Regions from separate parts of the Homo sapiens genome. Here region 2 is linked to region 1. The links are chromatin loops, found by intact Hi-C in ENCODE. Cell type or tissue: Panc1. All regions are shown on one strand. Links, peaks and the distances in the headings refer to the core of each region. The heading gives the core; the rest is flanking DNA. Region 1 overlaps SPON1 (spondin 1). Region 2 has its middle 28 kb from the start of LINC02548.

Region 1 (15,461 bases), core at 3,022-11,021:
GAGAGGTCAGGAAATACCTCCTCCAGGAAATGTTACATAAATGGGGTCAAGGAGGGATTCTCCAGTCAAGGATAAGAGAAAGCTGCAGGGCATATCTGAAAATGCTATCAAATTGTTCTCAGGCCCTTATAGATTCAGATTTACTCTATCACCCAAGATAAGTCAGCCATGTGACCTCATAGTCAGGAATTGGCCGCCCCACGTTTCCCACACCTTGAAACACTTACCAGGGTCTAGAGGGTATCTCGCTTCAGCTACAGATTTGGATACAACAGATTGGGCCAAAATGCATTTACTGAGAATGATTTCCACAAGGCCTTGGTCTCAGATGGTTACACCCATTGGCTGGGCAGGTTCCAGGGTAATGTGTTAGGGTGGCAGTTGGTTTGGTTTCTACAGCTCTGGATTAGAACTGGTTTTGTCCCCTTAGATTGTCATTATGAATAGTCACCCATGGGGTACAGGATATGAATGACTAATCTGGCCCCAAATCACCTACTTAGGAAGACAGGAAGGCAATAGATGGAGCGGTCAGTCTCTATGACAATGGAAGAGGAAACCTGCCTCCCAGGGGACTGCTGGACCACCCCAGAGGACAGCTGCACCCAGGTGCCAGTGCTGTCTGCTCAGCAGTTACTAGAAGGCAGACCAGAACCCCGTCCTGTGAGTCCCTAGGCGAGGTAATGCCACACCTCCATAGACTGCAATCCTTGTGTGAACCAGGTCTTTAAAGAAGCTGCTAAAATCACTGACCTACATGCCAGAAAATGCACACGTGGGAAAAGGAAATTAAATCCCCTGATTTGTGCCTAAGTAGCTGATGATGTCATTGCAATACTTTAGCAGTTTATAAAGACTTCCTAATAAAGCATCTCATTTGATCCTGACAGCAACACTGCAGGTATGTATTGCTAGATGAAGATATTGAGACTTGAAGAGGGTGAGCAACTTGCCCAAGATCTAAAGCTAGAAGTGGAGGAGTTCAAGTCATCATACGCATATTTGTTCAGTCGGCCCACTGGACACCTAGGTCCTGGGGTACAGCTATGAAACACAGAGTTCCTTCAAGGAACTCCCGGTCTAAGCTGGGGAGAGGGAACAGTGAGGAAGTGATTACATTCATGGGGTCTGGCTATGGAGACCTGCGCAGAGTGGGAATCCAGCGCTATGTATCTGCCTCAGCCGAAGGCAAGACCTGCGCAGAGTGTGGGAATCCAGCGCTATGTATCTGCCTCAGCCGAAGGCAAGACCTGCGCAGAGTGTGGGAATCCAGCGCTATGTATCTGCCTCAGCCGAAGGCAAGACCTGCGCAGAGTGTGGGAATCCAGCGCTATGTACTTGCCTCAGCCGAAGGCAAGACCTGCGCAGAGTGTGGGAATCCAGCGCTATGTACTTGCCTCAGCCGAAGGCAAGACCTGCGCAGAGTGTGGGAATCCAGCGCTATGTACTTGCCTCAGCCGAAGGCAAGACCTGCGCAGAGTGTGGGAATCCAACGCTATGTACTTGCCTCAGCCGAAGGCAAGACCTGCGCAGAGTGTGGGAATCCAGCGCTATGTACTTGCCTCAGCTGAAGGCAAGACCTGCGCAGAGTGTGGGAATCCAGCGCTATGTATCTGCCTCAGCTGAAGGCAGGCAGAAAGGCTGCTGGAAGAGGTGACATGACCTGAGGCTTGAAAGATGAGTGGGCCCAGCATTCTCAAGCTTGAGGTGTATTACAATCTGGAGGGATTATTAAAACAAATTGCTGGGTCCTACCCCAAGTCTCTAATTCAGCAAATATAGGGTGGGGCTCAAGAATCTGTATTTCTAACAAGTTCCTAGAGGTTGCTGATGCTGCTGGTCCAAGGACCACACTTTTCCAATCACTGAAGAGCTTGCCCAATAGATGCAAGTACAAGTGGAACCTGCAGCTAACCTGCAGGTAGACTGGCCTGTCAGGGCCCAGGGAGCTTCTTAGGTAGCAGGTAGTGTGGGATAAGGGAGGGGGTGCATGGGAGGCAGCACCAGGACCTTGTCAATCGACGGATGCCAAAGCCAAGGCTCAGGCCAGGTTCTTCTCCACTCCTGTGGCAGAACCTAGACTGGCATCAGGCTAAAATGGAAAGTCCATTCAGGAAGGCTTTTCCTCCCACCTGTCCCCTTTCTGATCTCCATACGATCCTACAGTACTTCTCTCAGTAACACTAATGGTAATAAGAGCTCTAGGGCCAGGCAATGGGCTAAGTACTGTCTGCAAGCTAGCTCATTTGAAATTCACAGGAACCCTTTGGAGTAGACGTATGTGATCACCATTTTAAAGATTTGGACACTGAGACGCAGAAAGGTTTGATAATCTGCCCAAGGACACACAGCTGTAACAGGTGATACCAGAGCCCAAGGGGCCCAGTTCCCCAGGCCCCAGTCGGGTCTGCAGTCATTGCTTTCTGGTGCCAGGTGAGGGCAGCCAGAAGCAGCTGGTCCCAACAGAGGGCACAGGGACTTCCAGACAGCTGAGGCAGACCAGCTGCCAGCTGGACTGAACAGAACAGTTGGTCTCTGGCCAAGGATTCCCCATGATTAGCAGCCTTGGGGTGCAGAGTCAGGCCAAGCTGCCTTCAAGCCTCAGCCCCCTCCTAGCTGTGTCTATTAGTTCATTAACCACTTATTCACTTTCATGGCCTCTCTATGAGACAGGATAATAATTCTAACCCCACAGGATTGTCATGAGGGGAAAATGAAATAATATGGGACTGCCACCCGCTGTGTGCTTTGCGAATGTGACTCTTTCCTTTCCAGCCACTCTGAGTGGTTGCTGCCATGTATCTCACATGGTCCCAGCCACTCCTGAGAATCTGTGTGACACAAAGAGAGAGGTTGAAGAGCGGCCTCTGATAGCTTAGACTCAGGATGTTATTCCCAGCAACTGGGGGTGTCGGCCAAAGGTCTCTGACTCTACAGCTGGTCCCTGCTTCCCAGCTGTGAGCTGATGGGTACAGTCTGGCGCTGGACAGTGCCTGCTATTGGCAGCCTTCTGAGGGCAATAGAAACAGGAAGCTGGGGGAGATGACCCCTCTGATGGGAGGTTGAGGTGCAAGGATCACTTGAGCCCAGAAGTTTGAGGCAACAGTGAGCCATGATCACACCACTGCACTCCAGCCTGGGTGACAGAGCAAGACTCTGTCTCTGAAAGAAAAACAAAAAGAGAAACTGGATAGGGTGGTAGTATATGGTTCTCTCCACATTTGTTCAATGGATGGGCTCAGGACAGAGAAGGGTATAAACCCACAGTGGCCAAAGGCAGAATTCAGTGGGAGACCACGAATGTGGATACTCTCTGTCCCTCTCATTCTTCATAATCCAGGCAGATTTCCCTCAGAGTGAGGACCAACCCCCAGAACTCTAATATAATGGTCTCTGTATTTCGTTTCCAGGAGAGCAGCACCTTCAGCTGAATTTTCCGTGGACAGAACGCGCCATTTAATGTCCTTCCTGACCATGATGGGCCCTAGTCCCGACTGGAACGTAGGCTTATCTGCAGAAGATCTGTGCACCAAGGAATGTGGCTGGGTCCAGAAGGTGGTGCAAGACCTGATTCCCTGGGACGCTGGCACCGACAGCGGGGTGACCTATGAGGTGTGTGTGTGTGCCTGGAGTGGTGAGTGGCTCCTTGCCTACCCGCTTCCTGAGTGTCCTGGACACAGAGGGGATCTGTCCCAGGCTCTGTCCTAGGTGAACTTTCAGTCTGGCTGGGGAGGCTGGCATGGTCGCATCATCACATATGGTGTAATTTGGGCTCTGGGAACTGTCTGTGCAGTGGCCAGGAGAGCACGGAGAGGGAACTGCTAAAGAGCAGTTCCCAGGTGAGCAGGGGACAGCATTCCAAAGCCATGACTGCAAGAGCGAAGGTTTCTGGACAGCTGGGCTAAGGAGTTTGCATTCTGTCCTGAATGTCATATTTCTCTGATATGATCTATTGCATTGAAATCTGGAGCCATCAGAAAACCAATGGGAGAACAATCTAGAACAGACATCTGCAAACTATGGTTTGGAAGACAAATCTGCCCTACAATGTGATTTGTCAATAAAGTTTTCAAAGCCAGTTACACTCCTCCAAGTACATATTATCTGCGGCTGTTTTCTCACTACCACAGCTGAGTTGAATATTAGCAACAGACACAATATGGTTCACAAAGCCTAAAATATTTAGCATCTGGCCCTTTACTAAAAAAGTTTTCCAATGCCGGGTCTATTAGAAAGAGTTTGGGATTCAGGCCAACCTGGCTCAGCCGTTTCCTAGCTGGGATGGCCTCTCTGAAACTTGGCTTCTTCATCTTAGCACAATCCTACCATGGACATGGAAGAATTTTAAAATATAGTTCTAGAAATTTCTCAGCACAGTATGTGGCATGAACACAATTCCATAAATATAAATAGTAGTTATGCTTGTTAAATTCCTATCAAGGACTTTGCTCTGATCCATATAACAAATGGCTTTTGTGGGTTTTCCCAATTTTATTTCTTACTCTCTACCTCTGTATGTTTTCTTGCAGTCACCCAACAAACCCACCATTCCCCAGGAGAAAATCCGGCCCCTGACCAGCCTGGACCATCCTCAGAGTCCTTTCTATGACCCAGAGGGTGGGTCCATCACTCAAGTAGCCAGAGTTGTCATCGAGAGAATCGCACGGAAGGTACTGGGTTAGAACCCACTCTGGCATCGACCTTTCCCGGTAGGAGTGCCAGGGAGATTGTACACCCTTCTGCTCTAGAATCATAGAGTCACTGGCAGAAAGCACCTCAGGATATGGAATTCCTGGGCCTCCCCAGGTTTCTAACATGCAAATTATTTCATAAGATGAAAATAAGCAGGCCAGGCACTGTAGCCCATGCCTGTAATCCCAGCCCTTTGGGAGTCCAAGGTGGGCAGATCACCCGAGGTCAGGAATTCAAGACCAGCCTGGCCAACATGGTGAAACCCCATCTCTACTAAAAATACAAAAATTGGCTGGGCATGGTGGCAGGGACCTGTAATTCCAGCTACTCGGGAGGCTAAGGCAGGAGAATTGCTTGAACCCTGGAGGTGGAGGTTACAGTGAGCCAAGATTGCGCCATTGCGCTCCAGTCTGGGTGACAAGAGCAAAACTCCATCTCAAAAAGAAAAAAGAAAAAAAAAGAAAATGAGCAAAATTAACTCAGCAGTGAGGCCCAGTGCTCAAATGAACAATTTGATCCAGGCAAATTGCTTTCATTGTGAGTTCTGCAATTGATTACTAATATCTGCCATGGGCCAGGAACTGGGGAGTGGTGGTACCCAAGTTATGTATTTATCATCCCTGGTTAGCCATTCCTGCTTTCTTGGCATTTCTTTCTCAGGCAGATTGTAAATGTTGGTCCAGAACTTTGCCATGGCATACGATTTGTATACAGAATGGCGATTAGATTTTAGTCCTCTTTCACCTTCCCCCTACACATTCCCTTCTTTCTCTCATGTGAGCCCTCCAAGTAAAATTCCTTTTTCAGGGTGAACAATGCAATATTGTACCTGACAATGTCGATGATATTGTAGCTGACCTGGCTCCAGAAGAGAAAGATGAAGGTACGTTGTTTTCTTTTGTTGCAGGTGGCAACATAAATTGACATAACCCTTTGAGAAAGCAATTTGCTAACCTGTTTTAAGAACCATAAACCATGTGCTTTGACTTGGTAATCATATCTCTGAGGATTTCTCCTCAAGAAATAATCAAAAACAAGGCCAAGGTTAGGCCCAAAGCATAAGGGAATTGGTGAAGATATGACATCAGAATATATACTCAACAACATCAGGCCTTTAAAACAATCATGTAAATCTCATTTTAATGGGCTTCGCAGGATTCAGACCACTCTCTGCTTCGATTCTCAGGCCAGCCTATGAGGCAGGTGTGGATACATTCACTTTCCTAGCAAGCAAAGAAAGGCCCAGATCCTACAATCAGGAGGGAGCGACAGAGTCATGGTTCAAGCTCAAGTTTTCTTATGGGATCTGGAGCCAGACAACCTGGACTCTCAGTAGACATGTGATCTTGGGCAAGAAGCTAACCTTTCTGTCTCAGTTTCCTCAACAGTCAAATGGGGATAATAAAAGAACTTGCTTCATACAGTTGTCAGAATTAAATGGGATAAAACATGTAAGGCTCTTAGAATGGTGCTGGTACATGATGAGTACTCAATGAATAGCAGCTGCTCTTATTCTTACCATGACAACTGTGTATGGGATCATTGGGAAGATGAAGCCATGGCATGTAAATAAGCCTTGAGCTTTTCAAAATTACCTACAATGAGCCTGCATGTGTCTGGAAACAATGCCAAGATGAGGGACTGAAAATGAGAAGACGTTCATGTGTTGAGAGGAAGGGATAATAAGAATCATTCTGCTTATTTAGATTAGATATTTATTAGCAAGATGTTAAACTATTATCTTTAAAGGGAAGTGGATGGCTGCTTCCATCCCAGGAGCACCCAGGCTCACTGAAGTCAGTCTGGCAGCATGGCTTTTCTTGTCCCCAGATAAGCTGGTATGGGGAGAGGGCCAGTGGCAGCTCCCATAGGTTCCCAGGGAAAACATGTCAAACACTCTTTCCAGATGACACCCCTGAAACCTGCATCTACTCCAACTGGTCCCCATGGTCCGCCTGCAGCTCCTCCACCTGTGACAAAGGCAAGAGGATGCGACAGCGCATGCTGAAAGCACAGCTGGACCTCAGCGTCCCCTGCCCTGACACCCAGGACTTCCAGCCCTGCATGGGCCCTGGCTGCAGTGACGAAGGTGAGGAGACAACCCAGACCAGCCAGGGGCTGGCAGGAGTTCAGGAAGGGAGGGTCTGCCTAGCAGTCAGACAGTGTCCCTGGTGAGGGCACAAGGACCCTGACAGTAGATGTCAGTGGGGTCCACCTTGGGCAAACTCCTATCTGCAACAGTGTCTTGAGGGCTCTGAACACAGAATCTCTCTTATATCAAAGGAATTCTTGAGATTGACCACCCCCTCCTTCTTTTACTGAAGAGCTAACAAACATAGATACAACTTATGACAAGTTACAGATAACACATAGCCTGCTTCTGGGCCTTAACTCCAATCTCTTCTTAAGGAGCCTGTTAACAGTCAGCCCAGATTGAATCTAGATCCATTGCCCTAATTCTGTCATTTACAGCCCCTCATCTGTGTTCCACCTCAGCGTGAGTCAGAGCACTCTCACTTCTTTGTGTCAGGACCTTTGGGCTGATTGCAGAAATTCTCAGTCTATTTGCAACAGTGCAAAGGTCAGCCTTTAAGTATAATCTTGCAACACCTATATCATGATGGCTCAAGCTTCAAGATTGCACTAAGCTGATTGCTGTGCAAAGGTCAGCTATCTGCTTCCCAAGCCATGACCCCTTTCTCTGCCTGATAGATCTACGCTATTCTGCCCTGATCTTATAGGATGCCATAAGGCAATGGGAAGGCACTGTATAGGCTGGACTGGTGTATGGCAGGGAAAAAAACCACTTCCAAGCCGAGGATAAAGAAAGCAAGCTTATCCCATGCAGGTCATTAATTCCTTGGCTCTGCCTAGAGGGAGGCTCTTAAACACCTCTCCCAGTGTTGCACTTTCACGATGGTTTATTGCTAGCTCATTTTGCCCACAATAAGCACTTTGGAGGGGAGTAAACCCTCCCCGTAGACTAAGTCATTCCTACAAACAGGCGGGAGGAAAGCTGGGACTGGCCTGTCAACATTGAAGCCTCTTTCTTGGGGCTGGGACTGGGGAGCTAAGCTGAGGAGCTGAGGTCCTTAACCTCCCCTTCCACAGGGAAGGATTGTTCCTCATACAAATGGATTATGATTTATCTTAAATTATATGTAGATTAAATTATATCTTATCTTAGATATATGCGTGTACATTTTTTAAACACCATCCTTTCCATACAAGCATCTTTCGAATGTATTTTCATGAGATAAAGAGTAATTCTGAGTGTCCCATGCACCTGGAAAAGAGGCATTTCCTCTTAGAGAACTTTGCCAGTTTAAGGATTTAGACCTCTTAGGTGTGCAGACAACCTCAACTGCCTGACTCCTCTTGATTCCCGCTGGCGGGAAGTTCCCACCGCGCAGCCTGGCAGGCGCCCCTGCCACCGTGCACTGCTGCAGCGTTCACTCGGTGTGTTGCAGACGGCTCCACCTGCACCATGTCCGAGTGGATCACCTGGTCGCCCTGCAGCATCTCCTGCGGCATGGGCATGAGGTCCCGGGAGAGGTATGTGAAGCAGTTCCCGGAGGACGGCTCCGTGTGCACGCTGCCCACTGAGGAAACGGAGAAGTGCACGGTCAACGAGGAGTGCTGTGAGTGGGGGCCCCGGGCGGGCAGGCGGGCAAGTAGGTCGGGGAGGCAGCAGGTGCGACTCCAATGCCGCTGGCCTCCCCAGCTCCCAGCAGCTGCCTGATGACCGAGTGGGGCGAGTGGGACGAGTGCAGCGCCACCTGCGGCATGGGCATGAAGAAGCGGCACCGCATGATCAAGATGAACCCCGCAGATGGCTCCATGTGCAAAGCCGAGACATCACAGGCAGAGAAGTGCATGATGCCAGAGTGCCGTGAGTGAGAGCGGGGGTGGACTTGGAGGAGGCCACTGGGGACAGGCGTGGAGGGCCATGGCATCCACTATTACCACCATAAAGGTCGGAGGCTGAGCAGAGGAAAGCATGGCCCATGGTCCTTGCTGGGCACTGCTGGGAGCCAGATGAGAGACATAGGTGTGTAGACATCAACCAGACCCAGAGAGAGTAACCTCCACTGGGGGACATTCTAAGCAATGCTGGGGTGGCAAACTGGTGGCCTCTGGATAGAGAATTCACCTGCAGCTGTGTTTTATAGGAGTGTCTTTCTTGCAGTGGTGGGGAGGAGGGCCAATACATTTAGGCGGGACATACATTACCCAGGTCCAGCCCACTCCTCCCACTCCTGTTGTACATTGGACTTGGCTGATCCCATAAAGCATGACCTCCCCTGCTCTGTGCACAAATGCATATGGGCCTGCCCACACATTAGTATGCAGATGTATACAGGCACACAAGTATATACACATTCTAGGGAATTCAGGACAATGTCCAAAAATGCATCCCTGAGCCTCTCCTTTAGTGCCTGATTCTTAGTGAGTGTGGGATGTTTCTGTCTCTAGGAAGACCCTGCTAAGATCCTCAGTGGCCTTTCTAGTGGGGACTTATGTAGTCATATTGCTACCCTCATGTCATAACCATCGGGGGGGGTCAGCAGGGAGATGAAAGAGAGTGAAAAGAAGAGCAGTAGGCTGCTGAGCCACTTCTTGCTCCATAGATTTCACTCTTATTTGAACCCATGGGCCAATTCCACTTTATTCCAGGGGCCAAAGCAGGGGACTCGGTGTGGAACACTGTGGGGTCAGGGAGATCAACGAAAACAAAAGGAACCTGTTCTCAGTGGCAAACCTGGTTCTTGATCTAGACACCATCCCATGCTTGCTGTCCCCATGGTCCGAGTGGAGTGACTGCAGCGTGACCTGCGGGAAGGGCATGCGAACCCGACAGCGGATGCTCAAGTCTCTGGCAGAACTTGGAGACTGCAATGAGGATCTGGAGCAGGTGGAGAAGTGCATGCTCCCTGAATGCCGTAAGTCCTGGAGCTCCTCAAGGCCCATCACTTCTATGTTCCTGAGTCCAGGGAGCCCCGAACCAGCCAGTGCTAATACTGCTAGATCCTAGAATAACATGGTTTGCTGGGGAAGAGTTTGGGGTTTGGCTTTCAGTGTTTGCAGTTACTTAAACACTGCAGTCAGTTTCATTAATAAAGTGAGAATCCCACTACCGTCTACAGAACACCCAAAGTTAAGGTTCCTGTGAAGTCTAAATGACAGACACATACGAAAAACAGCACAAAGCTCAATAAACCTTAGTTCTTTCCCTCCTCTCCCCCAACAATTATAGGCTTGCCTGACCCATGGATTTTCCAAGCATTTTAATTCTATTTTCCCTGTGACCATTTTAATTCCCCATGACCAGAGGCTGGACATTAAATCAATGACTCCTGCAGACTGGTAAGAAAACCAGCAAGAAAACAAGCCAAGTTCTCAAAAACTCACCCCACCCCGCTCCACTCCCAGTCCTGTTTTCCAAAGTCTCTGCGATCAGCTGTTTATATTACATGGGACTAATCTCCAAGCAGAGCAAGCCAGTTTCCTTGGCTGGTCTTCCAAGAGCTGCTTTTTTGGGTGGTAAAAGGGCAGGCACACTGGCTGTGGCTCTGGCCCCCTCCAGCATGTACTTGCAGTCGTTCATCCTCCCTCCCCTAGCTAGTAACCTTCAGCCGATGACTCAGCACCTCTGTTCCTCAGTTTCTCCATCTGTAAAATAGCAGGAAATACTTCCTAGGTTGCTCTGAGGATGAAACCAAGTAATTGGTCCAAAGTATGAGCACTGGACATGGCAAGGATAGGCCTTACTTAATCCCTGCTCCATGCTCCAGCTCCTGGGTTGTTTTAGGAGACTCAGCCATGGGTGGAGGTAACTTGGACCACCCACTAGAGAAAGCCTGGGGTTTTCAGTAACTAAGATTGGCCCATGGTTCAGGCCAGCTCACCAGAGTTGGGGCCCCATAGCCTTCTGACTTAGAGTGCCTGGGGTCCACTGAAGTAAGGGAGAAGAAAATGAAAATTTATGGAGCACTTACAGGGCTGGGAGCATCTCATTTAATCCTTACAACCTAATGAAAAAAAAAATACCATGATCCCCATTTTGCAGATAAGAAAGCTGCCTGAGCTTCCACAGGCGGGATAAAAGAACTGAAACTGTTGAACTAAATGAGGACATCTAAGTCCACCACCCTGACTTTGGCCTTGCAAGACCAACAGAGAGCTTGGAATAATTTACCTCCCTGGGACACATCCTGACAGTCAAACTGATGTGTTATTTTCCTTTCACATTTATGAGATGCTGGCTTAGTAAGAATTTACTGGATCTCGATAAACCATAAAGCACCACTTGCTCCTGACCCTCTTCTCTACTGAATGTCCCATTTCTGGCTCCTGTGTTTTTTGCATAGACCACCATATATAGAACACAGGATGATGTTGAGAATGAAAAGCTGCCAGGGTGTGTTAGAACCACAATGTCCTTGGTATTGGTCCACAAGGGTCAGCCGCCTTTAGCTTGTTGACTTGTTCTCTCCAAAGAGCAGCAGGGGGCTTGCTGGCCTTGCTCTGAAAAATATCACCAGTGAGTTTGGGACTGTGGGAAGCTATTCTGTACTTGAGGCTGATCTGACAATATTCTAGTTCACAGAGCAGGGCAAGAGGCTCTGAACACATCCTGAAAGTCCTCCAAAGCCTTCTTGAGTCATAGAGGGAGCATAGAATGGGTGATGACCTGGCACCAATCCTGCCTCTGCTGCTTACCAACCACACGGGCTGAAGTCAGCCTGCCTCTTTGGAGCCTCAGTTTCTTCTTCTGTAAAATAGCATGACACAGCACCTGCTTTGCATCCCTCATAGGCTTGTTGAGATGTTCAAAGGAGAGCGTGACCATATCTTGTTTCAGACATGTGATACACTCATGCCCATCTGTGTCTTGCCAGCCATTGACTGTGAGCTCACCGAGTGGTCCCAGTGGTCGGAATGTAACAAGTCATGTGGGAAAGGCCACGTGATTCGAACCCGGATGATCCAAATGGAGCCTCAGTTTGGAGGTGCACCCTGCCCAGAGACTGTGCAGCGAAAAAAGTGCCGCATCCGAAAATGCCTTCGAAATCCATCCATCCAAAAGCTACGCTGGAGGGAGGCCCGAGAGAGCCGGCGGAGTGAGCAGCTGAAGGAAGAGTCTGAAGGGGAGCAGTTCCCAGGTATGGCTCCCAAGTGTCAGCCTGGGTGGTCTCCAGGACAGGCAGGGTTCTGCACTGGGCTAAGTCTTGGACCTGTTTAAAAAAAAAAAAAAAAAAAAAGTCGGGGAGAGTCTGCATCTTCTGGAGTCTTCAGGCCACATTTTGATTCTTTAGATCCAAGTTTGTTCCCAAATATTGAGCAAGCATAATTTATAAAGGAGATTGGCGGTGGGGGTCATTTATCAAAGAACATTTAGATAACCTAATTACCTGCCAAAAATAAATTTTCAAGCAAAGAATCTTTAGGAATTACAGTTCCTTCTTTACACACATATAAAACCAATAATGTGTCCAACTTTGCTCAAAGTCAGTTATGACTTAGCAACACCATTCACTCCTTGCAAAGAGGGAAAATGATACAGATGTGTCAAAGGAGTCTTGTCTTGTTCATCATTTAGGGAATGTTCCTGAGAACCTCCCAGAACACATCATCTTCCATTTTAAGGGTGTGGCTCAGACAAGGCAGCCGTGGCCTGAGACTTTATGATTTTTTTTTGCAAGGCTAACCAGAAGTTTATCAGCAGTGTCATGTCAGCCTTGAGTTTTATTTCCCCAAATAATATTGATCCAAGCTGACAAATAACTAATAGAACAATGCACCAAGTGCTCAGGGAGCTGAGGAATGAGCATCATCTTACATTGACTGGAGTTCAGGGAGATGTCAGAGCAGGGAAAACTAGAGTGGGTCTTGAAAAATCTAGAGGAGTTTGCCACTTAGAAAAGTACATTCCAGGCCGGGCACGGTGGCTCATGCCTGTAATCCCAGCACCTTGGTAGGCCAAGGCAGGCCAATCACTTGAGGTCAGGAGTTTGAGACCAGCCTGGCCAATATGGTGAAACCCCATCTCTACTAAAAGTACAAAAATTAGCCGGGCATGGTGGCGCACACCTGTAATCCCAGCTACTCAGGAGGCTGAAGCAGGAGAATCACTTGAACTGGGGAGGCAGAGGTTGCAGTGAGCCAAGAGCACACCATTGCACTCCAGTCTGGGCAACAAGAGTGAAACTCCGTCTCAAATTAAAAAAAAAAAAAAAGAAAAGTACATTCCAGGCAGCAAGAATAGTCATTACAAAGGCACAGAGATGCCAAAGACCATGATAGGTCCAAGTGATAGGTCCAAGTGATAAATGGGATGCAGATGAAGCACAGAGGACAAGGCAGGCAGGAAACCAGGCTGGGAAGGCAGGGACCAGACCACACAAGGCCAGTGGCCCACCAAGGATTTTGGGACCTGATTCTGTAGGTGGTTTTAAGCAAGAGGGTGACTGTATCAGACCTGTGTTGACTGATTTGGGGATGGCAAACAGACACAGAGGCCAGATAGGTTTTATTTGTAACCCAAGAGAAAGATTATACATCCCCAAACTCCAGCTTAACTTCAGAGTTCCAGGACTTCAGAAGAAAAAGAAAATGCCTGCCAGGGACTTCAGTGCTGAAGGTGCCCATGTAAAAAAGTGAAGATTAACATGTACATCAAGTTTTCTGATTTTTAAAGGCCTATTCTTTTTGAAGCATGAGGATCTCCTTGATGGTTCAGGATCCTTATGATTAGGGAGCTGTTTGCATATCAAAGTGCTGTCTGTTCTACATGGTAGTCAGCCAGTCAACAAACATTCATTAAAGCCTACTATGTGGCAGGTACATAGTTGTACGGTACATTCCTCCATGACTCTTAGCTGTAGTGTGGTTAACAAATATCTCATGTGTAACCATAAATGTGGTGGGTTCTATAAAAGAGGAATCTAGAGTGCTATGGAAGCAGTAATCAAAAGATCTAACCTAATTAATCTCTGGGGTCAGGGAAGTTTTCTTGGAGAGCAGCATGTTTATGCTGAGTAGGAAGAACAAAAATTGTACTTCTCTATACTTAGCATTTGGGAGCCAAGTACTTGGGGAGTAAGGCATAAGAGAAAGTGGTTTAGTGTTCCTTATATGGCTGCTGCATAAGCCATCCCAAAACAGTCTTTTTAAACAATCACTTAGCAAGATTCTGTGGATCAGTGATGTGAACTGGGTCCACTGGATGGTTCTTCTTGGGTCTAGTTTGGACTCATTCATGTGGCTACTACTAGCTGGTGGCACAATTGGACCAGACCAGCCTCACCTGCGTATCTGGGGCCTCATGAGATGGCTGGGGCTTCTCTGCACATGGTCTCTCCAGTGGTCTAGCCAGGCTTGCTTACATGGTAGTAGAAGGGTCCTAGCAGCTTTTAGGCCTGTTTTTGCTCATGTCCCATTGGCCATGGCAAATCATGTAGTCAAGCCCAGATTCAAGAGGTGGAGAAACAGAGTCTGCCTTTTGATGAGAAGAACCGTGAAGCATTTGTGGCCATTTTTTTGCAGTCAGTCACATACGACCTAACTGTCCCTAATAACGACTCTAACCAATCATTACATACTTGAGCAGAGGAGGAGCCCAGACAAGCACATTTCACAGTTCTACTAGAGTTCAGCATCCCTGTTCCGTCCCGTTTCTGCGGGCCTAACAAGGCATTCTCATGCTTTCAGGTTGTAGGATGCGCCCATGGACGGCCTGGTCAGAATGCACCAAACTGTGCGGAGGTGGAATTCAGGAACGTTACATGACTGTAAAGAAGAGATTCAAAAGCTCCCAGTTTACCAGCTGCAAAGACAAGAAGGAGATCAGAGCATGCAATGTTCATCCTTGTTAGCAAGGGTACGAGTTCCCCAGGGCTGCACTCTAGATTCCAGAGTCACCAATGGCTGGATTATTTGCTTGTTTAAGACAATTTAAATTGTGTACGCTAGTTTTCATTTTTGCAGTGTGGTTCGCCCAGTAGTCTTGTGGATGCCAGAGACATCCTTTCTGAATACTTCTTGATGGGTACAGGCTGAGTGGGGCGCCCTCACCTCCAGCCAGCCTCTTCCTGCAGAGGAGTAGTGTCAGCCACCTTGTACTAAGCTGAAACATGTCCCTCTGGAGCTTCCACCTGGCCAGGGAGGACGGAGACTTTGACCTACTCCACATGGAGAGGCAACCATGTCTGGAAGTGACTATGCCTGAGTCCCAGGGTGCGGCAGGTAGGAAACATTCACAGATGAAGACAGCAGATTCCCCACATTCTCATCTTTGGCCTGTTCAATGAAACCATTGTTTGCCCATCTCTTCTTAGTGGAACTTTAGGTCTCTTTTCAAGTCTCCTCAGTCATCAATAGTTCCTGGGGAAAAACAGAGCTGGTAGACTTGAAGAGGAGCATTGATGTTGGGTGGCTTTTGTTCTTTCACTGAGAAATTCGGAATACATTTGTCTCACCCCTGATATTGGTTCCTGATGCCCCCCCAACAAAAATAAATAAATAAATTATGGCTGCTTTATTTAAATATAAGGTAGCTAGTTTTTACACCTGAGATAAATAATAAGCTTAGAGTGTATTTTTCCCTTGCTTTTGGGGGTTCAGAGGAGTATGTACAATTCTTCTGGGAAGCCAGCCTTCTGAACTTTTTGGTACTAAATCCTTATTGGAACCAAGACAAAGGAAGCAAAATTGGTCTCTTTAGAGACCAATTTGCCTAAATTTTAAAATCTTCCTACACACATCTA
Region 2 (15,461 bases), core at 3,774-11,773, 500 kb before region 1:
TTTAATTGGGATGGAAGACTGAGAGAAGAGGGAGATAGGATATTTTTGGGGGGTGTATATTTTCTGCCAAGCCCCTTGAAATGTTTGTGAGTCCTGATGGAGAGGTGAGTTAAAGATGTTGTGAGACTCTGGGCTCAAGCAGAAAGGGAACAGCCATTTCTGGGTGTGTGGATGCTCCCTTATGCAGATGTGACAACAGAGGACATTGACAAGGGAGAACCAGGGCAAGCTGGAGGGTGGGGCCAAGTGTTGGTTAAAACTGATGGATTGGTTCATAATTCTATGCCAAATATTCCTTGGGAACTTCAAGAAGTATTTGAGAGATGGCGAACTGGAGTCAGGACTAGATTGCAGCTCTAACTTGGATGGACGGAGCAGTGTGAGGAGGCTTGCATCATGAATTTTTGCTCCAGAATGACTGCAGGAATAAATCAGGAAATCTGAGAGGTCCCACAGACCCCCTAAAGGAAGCGGGTTGCTCCTGCAGGACCTGGGAGACACCTCAAATACTGTACTGGTATCTACAGCTGAGAGACCCACAGATGGTTCATGTCACAGGACTCCATGCAGACAACCCCCAATAACATCAAGGGTTAGACCCAGAAGAGAGATAACAATCATTACAGCTCAGCTCCCAGGAAGCCACATCCATAAAAAAAGGGGGGAGAATACTACATCAAGGGAACATCCCATGGGACAAAAGAATCTGAACAACAGCCTTCAGCCCTAGATCTTCCCATCTGGCCTACCCAAATGAGAAGGAACCAGAAAACCAACCCTGGTAATATGACAAAACCATGTTCTTTAACACATCCTCAAAATCACACTAGCTCACCAGCAATGGACCCAAACCAAGAAGAAACCCCAGATTTACCTGAAAAAGAATTCAGGAGGTTAGTTATTAAGCTAATCAGGGAGGCACCAGAGAAAGGTGAAGCTCAATGTAAGGAAATCCAAAAAATCATACAAGAAGTGAAGGTAGAAATATTCAAGGAAATAGATAACATAAATAATTAATCAAAACTTCAGGAAAGAATGGACACACTTAAGAAATGTAAAACCCTCTGGAAAGTTGCAACAACATAATTGAAAAAGTAGAAGAAAGAAATTCAGAGCTGGAATTCAAGGTCTTCAAATTAACCCAATCCAACAAAGACAAAGGAAAAGGAATAAGAAAATATGAACAAAGCCTATAAGAAGTCTGGGATTATGTTAAACAACCAAACCTAGGAATAATCAGATTATGTTAAACAACCAAACCTAAGAGAAATCTAAAAGTTTGGAAAACATTTTGGAGAATAATTGAGGAAAACTTCCCTGGCCTTGCTAGAGACCTAGACATCCAAACACAAGAAGCACAAAGAACACCTGGAAAATTCATAGCAAAAAGAGCATCGCCTAGGCACATTGTCATCAGGTTATCTGAAGTTAAGAATCTTTTTTCTTTTTTTTTTTTTTTTGAGACAAAGTCTCACTCTTTCACCTAAGCTAGAGTGCAATGGCATGATCTCAGCTCACTACAACCTCTGCCTCCCAGGTTCAAGTGATTCTCCTGCCTGAGTAGCTGGGACTAAAGGCATGTACCACCATGCCCAGCTAATTTTTATATTTTTAGTAGAGATGGGGTTTCACCATGTTGGCCAGGCTGGTCTCGAACTCCTGACCTCTTGATCCACCTACCTCGGCCTCCCAAAGTGCTGGGATTACAGGCATGAGCCACCGCACCTGGCCTGAAAGAAAAAATCTTAAGAGCTGTGAGACAAAAGCAACAGGTAACCTATAAAGGAAAACCTATCAGATTAACAGCAGATTTCTCAGCACAAACCCTACAGGCTAGAAGGAATTGGGGCCCTATCTTAAGCCTCCTCAAACAAAACAACTATCAGCCAAGAATTTTGTATCCAGTGAAACTAAGCTTCATATATGAAGGAAAGAGACAGTCTTTTTCAGACAAACACTGAGAGAATTTGCCCCTATCAAGCCACTACTACAACTGGTAAAAGGAGCTCTAAATCTTGAAATAAATCCGGAAAATATATCAAAACAGAACCTCTTTAAAGCATAAATCTCACAGGACCTATAAAACAAAAATACAATTTAAAAAACAGAAACAAAAAAACAAGTATATAGGCAACAAATAGCATGATGAATGGAGTGGTACCTCACATCTCAATACTAACATCGAATGTAAATGGCCTAAATGCTCCACTTATAAGATACAGAATTGTGGAATGGATAAAAATTCACCAACCAACTATCTGCTGCCTTCAAGAGACTCACCTAACATATAAGGACTCATGCAAACCCAAGGTAAAGGGTATAAAAAGACATTTCATGCAAATAGACACCAAAAGCAAGCAGGAGTGGCTATTCTTATATCAGACAAAACAAACTTTAAAGCAGCAGCAGTTAAAAGGCAAAGAGGGACATTATATAATGATAAAAGGCCTTGTCCAACAGGAAAATATCACAATCCTAAACATATATGCACCTAACACTGGAGCTCCCAAATTTATCAAACAATTACTAATAGACCTAAGAAATGAGATAGACAGCAATACAATAATAGTAGGGGGCTTCAATACTCTACTGACAGCACTAGATAGGTCATCAAGACAGAATATCAACAAAGAAACAATGGATTTAAACTATATGCTGGAACAAATGAACTTAACAGGTATATACAGAATATCCCATCCAACAACTGCAGAATATACATTCTATTTAACAGCACATGGAAATTCTCCAAGATAGACCATATGGTAGGCCACAAAATGAGCCTCAATAAATTTATGAAAATCGAAATTATATCAAGCACTCTCTCAGACCACAGTGGAATAAACCTGGAAGTCAACTCCAAAAGCAACCTCCAAAAGCATGCAAATAAATGGAAATTAAATAACCTGCTCCTGAATGAGTATTGGGTCACAAACAAAATCAAGATGAAAATTTAACAATTCTTTGAACTGAACAACAATAGTGACACAACCTATCAAAACCTCCAAGACACAGCAAAGGCAGCGCTAAGAGAAAAGTTCATAGCCCTAAACACCTACATCAAAAAGTCTGAAAGAGGCCAGGCACCACCGTGGCTCACGTCTGTAATCCCAGCACTTTGGGAGGCCAAGGCGGGTGGATCACAAGGTCAGGAGATCACAACCATCCTGGCTAACATGCTGAAACCCCATCTCTACTAAAAAATAACAAAAAAATTAGCTGGGTGTGGTAGCGGGTGCCTGTAGTCCCAGCTACTTGGGAGGCTGAGGCAGGAGAATGGTGTGGACCCAGGAGGCAGAGCTTGTAGTGAGTGGAGATCGAGCCACTGCACTCCAGCCTGGGCAATTGAGTGAGACCCTGTATCAAAAAAAAAAAAAAAAAAAAAAGTCTGAAAGAGCACAAATAGACAATCTAAGATCACACCTCAAAGAACTAGAGAAACAAGAACAAACCAAACCCAAACCCAGCAGAAGAAAGGAAATAACCAAGATCAGAGCAGAACTAAATGAAATTGAAACAAAACACATACAAAAGATAAATGAGACAAAAAGCTGGTTCTTTGAAAAGATAAGTAAAATTGATAAACCATTAGCAAGATTAACCAAGAAAAGAAGAGAGAAAATCCAAATAAGCTCAATAAGAAAAGTAAAAGGTGATATTACAACTGATACCACCGAAATACAAAAGATTATTCAAGGCTACCATGAACACCTTTACACTCATAAACCAGAAAACCTAGAAGACATGGATAAATTCTTGGAAAGATATTTCCAGGACTCTCCTCCTCCTAGCTTAAACCAGGAAGAATTAGATACTCTGAACTGACCAACAACAAGCAGTGATATTGAAATGGTAATTAAAAAATTATCAACAAAAAAAGCCCAGGACCATACAGATTCACAGCAGAATTCTACCAGACATTCAAAGAAGAATTGGTACCAATCCTATTGACACTATTTCACAAGATAGAGAAAGAATGAACCCTCCCTAAATCATTCTATGAAGCCAATATCACCCTAATACCAAAACCAGGAAAGGACATAACCACAAAAGAAAACTACAGACCAATATCCTTGGTGAACATAGATGCTAAAATCCTTAATAAAATACTAGCTAACTGAATCCAACAACATACCAAAAAGATAATTCACCATGATCAAGTAGGTTTCATACCAGGGATGGTGGGATGGTTTAACATACATAAGGCAATAAATGTGATATACCACATAAACAGAATTAAAAACAAAAATCACATGACATCTCAATAGATACAGAAAAAGCATTCCACAAAATACAGCATCACTTTGTGATTAAAACTATCAGCAAAATTGGCATACAAGGGACATATCTCAATATAATAAAAGCCATCTATGACAAACCCACGGCCAACATAATACTGAATGGGGAAAAGTTGAAAGCATTCCCTCTGAGACTTGGACCAAGACAAGGATGCCCACTGTCACCACTCCTCAACATAGTACTGGAAATTCTAGCCAGAGCAATCAGATAAAAGAAAGAAATACAGGGCATCCAAATCGGTAAAGAGGAAGTCAAACTGTTGCTGTTTGCTGATGATATGGTCGTTTACCGAGAAAACCCTAAAGACTCCTCCAGAAAGTTCCTAGAACTGATAAAATAATTCAGCAAAGTTTCCCAATAATATATTATCTGGAAAAATACAAATTAATAATACAAATGGTGTACAAACTAATGTACGCAAACCAGTAGCTCTTCTATAGACCAACAGTGACCAAGCTGAGAATCAAATCAAGAACTCAACCCCTTTACAATCGCTGCAAAAAAATAAAATACTTAGGAATATACCTAACCAATGAGGTGAAAGACCTCTACAAGGAAAACTACAAAACACTGCTGAAAGAAATCATAGATGACACAAACAAATAGAAACACATCCCATGCTCATGAATGGGTAGAATCAATATTGTGAAAATGACCAGACTGTCAAAAGCAATCTACAAATTCAACATAATTCCCATCAAAATACCACCATCATTCTTCACAGAATTAGAAAAAAAAATCCTAAAATTCATATGGAACCAAAGAAAAGCCTGCATAGCCAAAGCAAGACTAAGCAAAAAGCACAAATCCGGAGGCATCACATTACTGATTTCAAACTATACTATAAGGCCATAGTCACCAAAACAACATGGTACTGGTATAAAAATAAGCACATAGACCAATGGAACAGAATAGAGAAACCCAGAAATAAACCCAAATACTTACAGCCAACTGATCTTAGACAAAGCAAACAAAAACATAAAGTTGGGGAAGAACACCCTTTTCAACAAACGGCGCTGGGATAATTGGTTAGCCACATGTAGGAGAATGAAACGGGATCCTCATCTCTCACCTTATACAAAAATCAATTCAAGATGGATTAAAGACTTAAATCTAAGACCTGAAACTGTAAAAATTCTAGAAAATAACATTGGAAAAGCCCTTCTAGACATTGACTTAGGCAAGGATTTCATGACCAAGAACCCAAAAGCAAATGTAATAAAAACAAAGATAAATTGCTGGGACTTAATTAAACTAAAGAGCTTTTTCACAGCAAAAGGAACAGTCAGCAGAGTAAACAGATGACCCAAAGAGTGGGAGAAAATCTTCACAATCTATACATCCGACAAAGGACTAATATCCAGAATCTACAACGAACTCAAATCAGTAAGAAAAAAACAATTCCATCAAAAAGTGGGCTAAGGACATGAATAGACAATTCTCAAAAGAAGATATACAAATGGCCAACAAACATGAAGAAGTGCTCAACATCACTAATGATCAGGGGAATGCAAATCAAAACCACAATGTGATACCACCTTACTCCTGCAAGAATGGCCATAATAAAAAAAAAATTTAAAAAAACGGTAGATATTGGCATGGATGCAGTGAACAGGAAACACTTCTACACTGCTGGTGGGAATGTAAACTAGTACAGCCACTATGGAAAACAGTGTGGAGATTCCTTAAAGAACTAGAAGTAGAACTACCATTTGTCCAGCAATCCCACTACTGGTTATTTACTCAGAGGAAAAGAAGTCATTTTACGAAAAAGATACTTGCACATGCATGTTTATAGCAACACAATTCACAACTGAAAAAACGTGGAACCAGCCCATCAATCAACAAGCAGATAAAGAAACTGTGGTATATATATATACACCATGGAATACTACTTAGCCATAAAAAGGAATGAATTAATGGCATTTGCAGAGACCTGGATCAGATTGGAGACTATTATTCTAAGTGAAGTAAATCAGGAATGGAAAACCAAACATTGTATGTTCTCACTCATAAGTGGGAGCTAAGCTATGAGGATGCAAAGGCATAAAAATGACACAATAGACTTTGGGGACTCAGGGGGAAAGGGTAGGAAGGGGGTGAGGGATAAAAGACTACAAATAGGAGGCAGTGTATACTGCTTGGGTGATGGGTGCACCAAAATCTCACAAATCACCACTAAAGAACTTACTCATGTAACCAAACACCACCTGCTCCCCAATAACCTATGGAAATAAAAAATGTTTTAAAAAAGAAGTATTTGAGAGACACATTGCTGGGAATTAAATGGTTCTGAGGGGGTTATTTGAATTAATGGACTCCTGTTTATATTCATAGGCTGATGAGGACTGGGGACATTGAGTTTGTTATTTTCAGTCTTTCCACAACTGCACCGCAAACTTTGAGGACTGGAACTATTCTCATACTTTTGTTGTTGTTGCTACCTGGAGCAGTGTCTGCACCTTGCAGATGTTGGATGGATGGATGGATGGATGGATGGATGGATGGATGGATGGATGCATGGATGGATACATGGATGGATGGATAGACAGATAAAAAGGCTATTCTGTTGATTCCTTGCCTTGCCTTGCATCCAAGGGATCTGGGGAGGCCACAGAGCACTGCATGGGTCAGTCCCAACAGCAATTAGTCTCTCTTGTTTCTTTATGCATGATAATAGCCCTCTGAAAGTGATTTGGCCCTCACCCAGGAAGGTGAAAAGAAAAATAACCACTGGTGGGTGGGTGCAGCCTCCCGGGCCTGTGGGTACAAGATATTCAAAGAACACTTTAGAAAGAACACATTCCATGAAAAGTAAAGCTGCTCAAAAGTACATGTCTATTGATATGTTCAATTTTCCTGATAATTCTGATATCTCAAGCATTGGCAGTCTAGATGAAAATGAGAAAGATGAAGAACCTTAGGAAGGCTTTCATCCTCCTTTACACAACACAGCTATATATGCTGATGAAGAATTATTCTCCTGACATTGTGGATTATCTATCTCTTCAAATCCCCCAGGAAACAAAGCAAAAAGAAGTTCAGACACTTCTGAAAATAAAGCAAGTGAAAACAAATCTGCAAAAATTAGTGCAAAAGGCCGGGCACAGTGGCTCACACCTGTAATCCCGGCACTTTGCAAGGCTGAGGCGGGTGGATCATGAGGTCAGGAGTTCAAGACCAGCCTGGCCAACATAGTGAAACCCCGTCTCTACTAAAAATACAAAAAATAGCCAGGCATGATGGTAGGCTTCTGTAATCCCAGCTACTTGGGAAACTGAGGCAGGAGAATCGCTTGAACCTAAGAGGCAGACGTTGCAGTGAGCTGAGATCACACCATTGCACTCCAGCCCAGGCAATGGTGCATGACTCCATCTCAAAAAAAAAAACAACAAAACAACAACAACAAAAAAAAACAGTGCAAAAAAAGCCAGGAAGAAAACACAAGCCCATTCATAATGACTGGGAAAGTACTGAAGAAAGTGATGTAAGAAGAAAAGCTAAATCAGCAGACAAAATGGGTACACAATGACACGAGGCTATTCCTCCAACTACAGCATCTTCAGAACTTTCAGAGAAACCAGCTGAGTTGATCACTTCTAAAAAGATAGGACCTCTTAGTGCCCAGCCCTCTGTTGATAAAGAGATCTTGGCAACAGAAATTTAATTGAAAACTCAGAAAAAAGGAAAGATGTCTTATGACAAAAGGAAGAAATCAAGAAGTAAAGCCATTGACTCAGATACTTCCAACATTGTGCATATTTGGTGTCTATAAGAAAACCAGTAACATCATGGAGTTGAATATTGTTTTGCCCACAGTTGAGAAAATCCTCCTAGAGTATAAACAAAGAATAGAATCTAAAATTTGTAAGAAAGCCATCAACACATTTTATTTTAACATTAAAAAGAACCCATCAAAAAGTTTAAAGAAGTCCAGATGTTGAAAAACTTGAAAAGGAAGAATGCTAAGATGATTTCAGATATTGAAAAGGCAACGTTTGATTGAAGTTTAGGATGAACTGCTTCCATTAGAGCCACAGCTGAAACAACTACAAACAAAATGTGATAAACTTAAGGAGAGAAAGTCTTCCCTTAGGAATGCAGCATATTTCTTATCTAATTTAAAATGGCTTTATCAAGATTATCAGATGTTCAGGAGAAAGAAGCAAACATAAAGGAAACGTATAATTCAACCAGCCTTCCAGCTCTGTTATCTTAACAATTTTGGGAGCTGAAAATCACCTGCAAAATATCAACCATCAATTAGAGAAGCTCCTTGACCAGAAAGAAGAAGCGCAGCCTACTAAAATGTGCCTATAGAAATGTTAGTTTCATGCTACTGTTACCTTCTGAAACTATACTTTTATAAATAATTTTTTTTGCAAAGAAGTATGGCCTAGTTATCAGAACCTAATATTTGTCATTCAAATTAAATGACTGTGAACAATGTTAAATGGCATCCGTTTTTCAAATAGTTTTAAAGGCCATGATCATCTTTTCTGGCTAATATCTTGAGTAATAAATTTTAAACTGTTGACATCATATCTTAATCAGCCCCAGATACAAGAGTTTTAATAAACATAAAATTATCTTGATGTGAACATAAACTAATTTTGATTAAGAAGGAGATTTCTACTGAATTTAAGTACACCAAAGCTAATTTTCGGTAAAACTGGTTTATAGAAGTAAAAAACAAAAATTGGAAAACAAAGTGATAAAACTTAGTTTATGTAAACAGGTTTAATGACAATATATTTGTTATCAAATCTCACAGACATCAGGCAAATTATAGCCTGGTGACATAAGTGTCCATAGTGAATTAGGTACTTGTATAGTACTTCCGTGATTAGTTTATCAGGAATTTCATCCATTTCACTGTTATAACTGAGAAGACTGTTCTCTGCAGCTTCAGCTAATTCGACATCTTCAGTAGCTTCTAAAATATAAGCATCTTCAATGCCATTATCCCAGTCAGTGTCAGCAGAAGCATCTGTTGACACCTTACTAGTTGATGGTTTATGAGGATTCTGGGTTTCATTGCTCTTAATTTCATCTGCTTCAACCCCCTCATCATTCATGTCCAAATGCCCATACCTTTTCCCAAATGGGCCATGTGTATTTTGCACTTGCTTATTCCTCTTCCGGTAACCTCCTCTACTCTTCTCAACCAAGTGAAGATGTCCTTCATAAAACTCCAGCTCAAGTGTCACATCTCAGGGAGTTCCTCCTGTTCCCACAGCCTCCCAAGGGCTCCCACAGTGGCCATCTTCCCTCTGATCTAGCTGCGATCTCCTCTATTGGATGGGTTGTTTGGGGGTCAATTTCCTTTGTTACACTTGTCAAAAGACAACATTACCACAAATGTATAGATCTAATTGGCTTTTATTCGTGATTGAATTGGGGCAGCCTCCATTCAACAAGATAGAATAAGAGTTCCCACTGGGCAATGGCAGAAGAGTGGGTTTTGTGAGGTGGGGATGAAGAAACAGAATCAAAGAGGAGAAAAGCTGATCGGTTTACATCAGGTTACTTCAGGCTACCTTTTTGTAAGGATTAAAGCAGAGGGGACTTTCTTATTTTGCTGATTTGGGTAGACTGGAATCTCCTGTTTTCAGGAAAAAAAAAAAAAAAAAGAAAGGTCTGTTTTGGGAGCTGTTGCTTCCTTAAAGTTTCAGTTTTATTATGTGGCATTTACTACGAGTGACTCCACTTTGATTTGGTCTGGTCTGTTGGGCCTAGTGCAGGAGCTCAGTCCAAAACAACAGCCTGGATCATTTTTGTTTAACACACTGCAGCTCCTGAAGAGCTGGACCGTGCCTTACAAGTCTTTTTGTATTCCGCACAGTGTCTAGCAGCAAAAAGTGCTTCACCCGGGAGTCCTCAGGGAACTAACTTGTTTTCCTGAACAAGGTGGGACTGCACTTCAGGGGACCTAGCGGGACCCCAGCGTGGCTTTCACTGCCACGTGGCGGCAGACCCATTGTGCAGGTTTTCATGCAAATGAAAAAGCTGCTGGGCCCCAGGCTAGCCAGCCAGAGCAGCTGAGCTAAGGTCCAGTTACCGCCAGGAGCCAGGATGTTACAGTGGCCACCATGATTATTAGTACTGGGACAACCGCTGTCTATGCAACTATTTACACTTTAAAGAGCTTTGATTTCCCTCAAACCACCCTCAATCTTGTGAAGTCAGTGGAACAGCAATTATTATTCTTATTTTACAGATGGGTAAACGGGTGAATAATACCAGTAACAACATCATCTACCACCACAAAAATAACAACAACCTCTCCTCCTCTTCTTCCACCTCCAGTCTCTCCCTTATCCTAACGATTGCATGCTTAATGTGTGCCAGGCAGCAGGCTAAGGGATTTACAAATATCGTATAACAGACTTTTGAGTTTTTTCCAGGCCTTAAAGCCAAGTGCCCATACATTTCAAGGCAGTGCCTATAGAAATATAATGTAAGCCATGTATGTAGTTTAAAATTTTCTAGTAGCCACATCTTATTTTAAAAAGAGATGAAATCAATTTTGAGATATTTTGTTATTCCAATATGTCAAAGATATTATTTCAACAACTAATGAATATAAAAAATATTAATAAGATATTTTACATTATTTTATTTATACAAAGTCTTTGAAAGCTGTTGTGTCTGTTACACTTAGTACAATCCCAGTTTGGATCAGCCATACTTCGAAAGCTCATTAGCCATATTTATGTAGCCAGTGGCTGCCATATTGGATGGTACAGTTCTAAAGAAAGGAATTTGGCCATCTAGGCAGGCCTTGCCAACTGGAAATCTCCAACATGATTATGAGCCTTATCCCACCATTCTGACCATTTGTGAGAGAAAGTAGGGGCTGGAGAAAGAGAGCTGGGGAGTGAGGATTTCTTTGAGAAGAGTTGTTGGAGTGCTGTGTGATTTCCTTCCCCTGCCCATAGAGGAGAGGAGGGTAGTGCCCTTCCTCCGATTTCAGACAAGTAAGGGAGGCTTCATGAGTTTATACAGTACAGAAGCTGATGCCTGACTCATGCCTGGAGAATCCAAGAGGTGAACCTGGCTGGAGATGACTCTGATGTCAGAATAAGGAGAGAGGACTACAGAGTGAATTAGGTGGATTGTGCTGATAGCCGGGCAAGGGCCATGCCCTCCATGGGACATTAATCAGCTTGAGGGATCCAACCCAGGGACCTCATGCCACTACAGAGAAGCTTCCTGGAACGTATCAAAGGATCAGGGGCTTCAGGATGGGAGCAGTTGCATCACTCACAGCTGTGGATGGTATAGTAAGGGAGCCCCGGGTAGTGGGTCTCTGAGAAACCCACGAAAAGTATTCCATGAAAGAAAGAGCTAGTACTTTGGCATATGCTACCTACAGGGATCTAAAGCTGGATTACAATATTATGTATGGAAGGCCTTGCTCTTTTCTTCAAATCTTGTTTCTCCCTGCATGTGACCCAAGAGAAGGCCTAAAATCACAGTTTGAGCAAGGGGAAAGCAATGGAGCAAGGAAGGGACAACACTGACCACGGCCCTCCTTTCCTTCTGTGGCTTCTCCAGTAGTGCAGATGTTATATGAGGGCTGGGGCAGGCAAGCACTGAAATTCCTAGAGAAGGATCCGAGACTATGTGGCCTCAGCTGGGCCTTACCCTGTTGTTTGACAAGGCTTTCATTTACTTTGGTGACAATCATTTATCTCATGAACATTTACTGAGCACTCAACAATGGTAGCTGCTGTTATTACTATTCTAGCCTTTATTTGGGTTAAAATGTATTTTAATAAATTTTAATGGCACTATGAGGTTAATATTGGAAGAGGTATAATACAGGTAGATTAATTAGACATCTCTGTTGTGAACAAAAGAAATCTAACTCAAGCTAGCAAAAGTGAAAAAGTTAATAGAGTGGCTCATATAACTGAGAAATTTAGAGGGGATTAACATCAGTAAGTTTGATCCAGGAACTCAGACAATATTATTAGAATTATTTTTCTTCAATAGATATTTTTTTCCTTACTTCTCTTCGTGTGAGGATCATGAACTCTCTTATCATAAATGGCTTCTCCTGCTGAGCTGGGGAAGATGGCTGTCCATTGCTCCAGACTTGCATCTTTCCAATACTGTAACCCATGGGCAAGATAACACATTTCTGGCTAGTGGCTGCAGGAATGTTGGCCTGACTCATTCCAGTGTCCACCCTTTGGAGTTGGGGATCAGAAGAAGATGCGGTATGGCAATTGACCACATCTGAAACACAAGGATTGGGGGTAAGTTCCCTGGAAAATATGAAGGTGCTATTGCCAGAGGTGAGATGGAGGTGCAGGCTGAAGTAGTGAAACTCCATTGTCCACCACCTACTCCAGGGAATGAATGCAATGTGCCATTGGATCACAAATGAGGCTGTGACCAATATTGCTTTCTTATTTAGCACCTTTTAGTTATAGTACAATAATAAAAACAATAATAAATTTTATTTTTGATTTCTATAAGTCGGTACTTTACTTTCTATAGCAGCTTTATATCACATCAATGGCATGTGCTTTGTTCAATCAGATATGTGTATCTGGCATGAATTTCTTCACTTTTTCCTCAAGGAATTCCTGACATTCCTTGTCAAATACCTCACTTGCGTCCAGATACATTTAGAATATTTGATTTCCATAACAGTCTTCAGCTGGAAATTTTCTATTGGCCCCTGCAGACCTGCTTTCCACCCTGTCCACACTGCTCTGTGCCCCAGGAGCTGACTGCATGGATTACATCAATGGCTTTTTGGCCCTCTGGTTGGATTTTCAGTTGAGTTTGGTCAATGGAGACAAAGGAGATTGGAAGGAAAGAGAAGGATGAGTTTGGAATTTGGGATATCTCCAAATTCCCTTAATGCAGGGTCACTTCTGGCTGGGCAAGTGTCTCTGCATTTAGTCCCTCTGTTTACACGCTGCTAGTTCCAGGGTTCAGGATGCCCCCACCCCTTCATGCTCAGAGGTAGCAACATCCCCACTGTTACTAGCCCAGGATTCTGTACTACTCCTTGTAATTTTTGTACATCGTGTTCATCTTTGTATATAGTCCCTTTATACAACTTTCTTTTAATGTCATCCTAATTTGAGTACGCCATCTGTTACCTGCCAAGACCCTGCCATAAAACCTGTCTGGAAAGCAAATGAAAATTAGTTGGCTGTGATTGCCCTTGGTGAACTGCACTGATTACTTATAATTGTTGCTTTCTTTTCTACAGGCCCACAGACCTTTCTTTTTACCTATTCCATCTAGATTCTTGTAGAGAGCAAAAGTCAAGCTTAGCAGCCTGTAGTTTCTGGAACATCCTTAAAAAAATACCTGTGTTTGCTGGTCTCAGTTCTTCAAGATCCTCTATTCTCTAAAGTGCCCTAGACATTTGGCCATTTCACCCTGTTAGTGTTTCTCAGTCAGAATAACCAAGGTTATGCTGTGATAGCAAACAATCTCCGATACTCAATGGCTTAAAACAAAAACAGGTTTCTTTCTCATTGCTGCTATGTATCTATCATGCATTAGGAGGGAGCTCTGCTCACAGAAAACACCCAGGGACCCAAAATGATAGCACTGACACAATTCAAATGGTGCTGATTGCTGTGCCGCCAGAGGAAAAGAGAGCACTGGAAGGTCTTGAATAGACAATTAAATGCTTGGCCTGAAAGTGACACCAAACGTGTCACATGGCTTCATTCCGTAACAGGGGGCTATGAAGGTAGTCTACTGAGTGCCTGTCTCTTTGTGGGGAATGTAGTTATTTCAGGAATATCTCTTACCTTTCCAATCAGGTTATAAGCTCTTTGGAGGGCAAGGATTTTTTTGGTACTGCTTTCTCTTAGCTTATGTCAGCATGCAAATCATGTGATCACCCACTTGAGGGGCAGCTTGTCCAACTATGATTTTTAAAAGTGAATGACATATGAAAGCAGGAAAGCGTGCTACACGTTATGCTGTTTAGCCAGCAGTTGCTAAGGTTTTGTTGTGTTTGTGTGTTTTATGTCATAGTAAATACTAGTTTTTCTTATAGTAAAATCTCATACAAGAGGTAAAAACTATAATACAAAAACAAAAATGTATTTTGTAGATGCACTGGTTGTACTATCAAGTTTATTTTGAAATAAATATACAATTTTTTTTGGAATCAACACAATGCCTAGCACATATTAGGCTAAATATTTGTTGAATGGATGAGTAAATATCATTATCTCTGCTTATTCTCTTAGCCTCATATATCAGCTTTTTCTTATGTTGCCAGGCAACAGAGAATGTATGTTGATTTTATGGTTAGTACAATATGGAGGAGCTGAACTATGTGCAAGATGATGCCAATAAGTGAAGTAAAGAGGGTTCTTATTGAAATACGAAACAGTAGAATCCGGACCAGAAGGGCCTTTTATTATAAAGGGGGTTAAGCAGGAGGCAGAAAGCCACGTAAGCCACACTTACTATTTGTTGGCCTTTGCTAGCCTTACCTATGTCACTTCAAGTCCCCTGGCTTCCTCAGCCTGAGAGTATAAAATATGATTGAATTAACATTGAATCTCACATCATGAGAGCTATGAGTCCCACCTGCTCACAGAGGAGTTTCAGGTGCTCTCATAGTGACCCCCAGTTATTTCTGCCTACCTGCGCTCAGGTGTGAGTCCATTCATGCTTTTCCACTCCTGCCTGCACACTGCTGCCTGGAAGCCATCCTGTCCCTGCTGATGGTGCCCTTGGTTTATTGTACTGCTCTGTCAGGTGCAGCTGTCTGTCTTCTGTTGGTGGCCCCCTAAGCCTTCAGTGGGGGTCTGGTGTGGTGTGAACACCCTCTCCTCAACTCTGAGTCACACTGGGTCACCTGGCTCTTAAAGCAGCAGCACAGATGCGTTCGTGAACAGAGTATCCTCAGCCTCTGACTCCATGCCCCGACCTTCCCCATCCTCTGCCCCACTCCCCAGCCAAGCTAACTCTATTCCCCTCTATTCCCCGTCACCTCTGGCACACCCTACCCCAACTCTCCACCCCTAGCCCTGGTTGGGGATGGCACAAAATGAGTCCCTCAAACTAGACCAGGGATCTATCAGCCTTTTCTTCTTCCCACCTTGGTTCTCATCGTCCCCTTTGCCCCACCAAGGGCCTCTCTACCCCATCCACACTCTCACTAACTC

The links. A loop is a pair of places that touch in the nucleus more often than their neighbours do. Peaks named below come from ENCODE experiments on the same cell type or tissue, not always from the same donor. Only the 100,000 strongest peaks of a DNase experiment are listed, where the experiment ranks them.
Region 2: a loop joins it to region 1, with 6 times the contacts of the local background. A loop is called at or near these places in 2 of 110 quality-filtered maps.

The regions. Positions count from the first base shown.
Region 1 is chr11:14,251,118-14,266,578 of GRCh38, forward strand. It overlaps SPON1 (spondin 1), which reads left to right. Exons shown (of 16, transcript NM_006108.4): 8 at 3,411-3,612; 9 at 4,530-4,670; 10 at 5,500-5,575; 11 at 6,599-6,781; 12 at 8,163-8,333; 13 at 8,417-8,584; 14 at 9,471-9,635; 15 at 11,595-11,858; 16 at 14,407-15,461. The coding sequence ends at 14,570. Among named protein-coding and RNA genes, the nearest start is that of RRAS2, 100 kb to the right of the region's middle. RefSeq lists enhancers at 7,775-8,299, 8,300-8,823. In Panc1, for the core only: no CTCF peak of the experiment used is centred there; a DNase peak (open chromatin) is centred at 7,364.
Region 2 is chr11:13,748,985-13,764,445 of GRCh38, forward strand. It overlaps the pseudogene CENPUP1. Among named protein-coding and RNA genes, the nearest start is that of LINC02548, 28 kb to the right of the region's middle. RefSeq lists an enhancer at 12,220-13,419. In Panc1, for the core only: no CTCF peak of the experiment used is centred there; no DNase peak of the experiment used is centred there.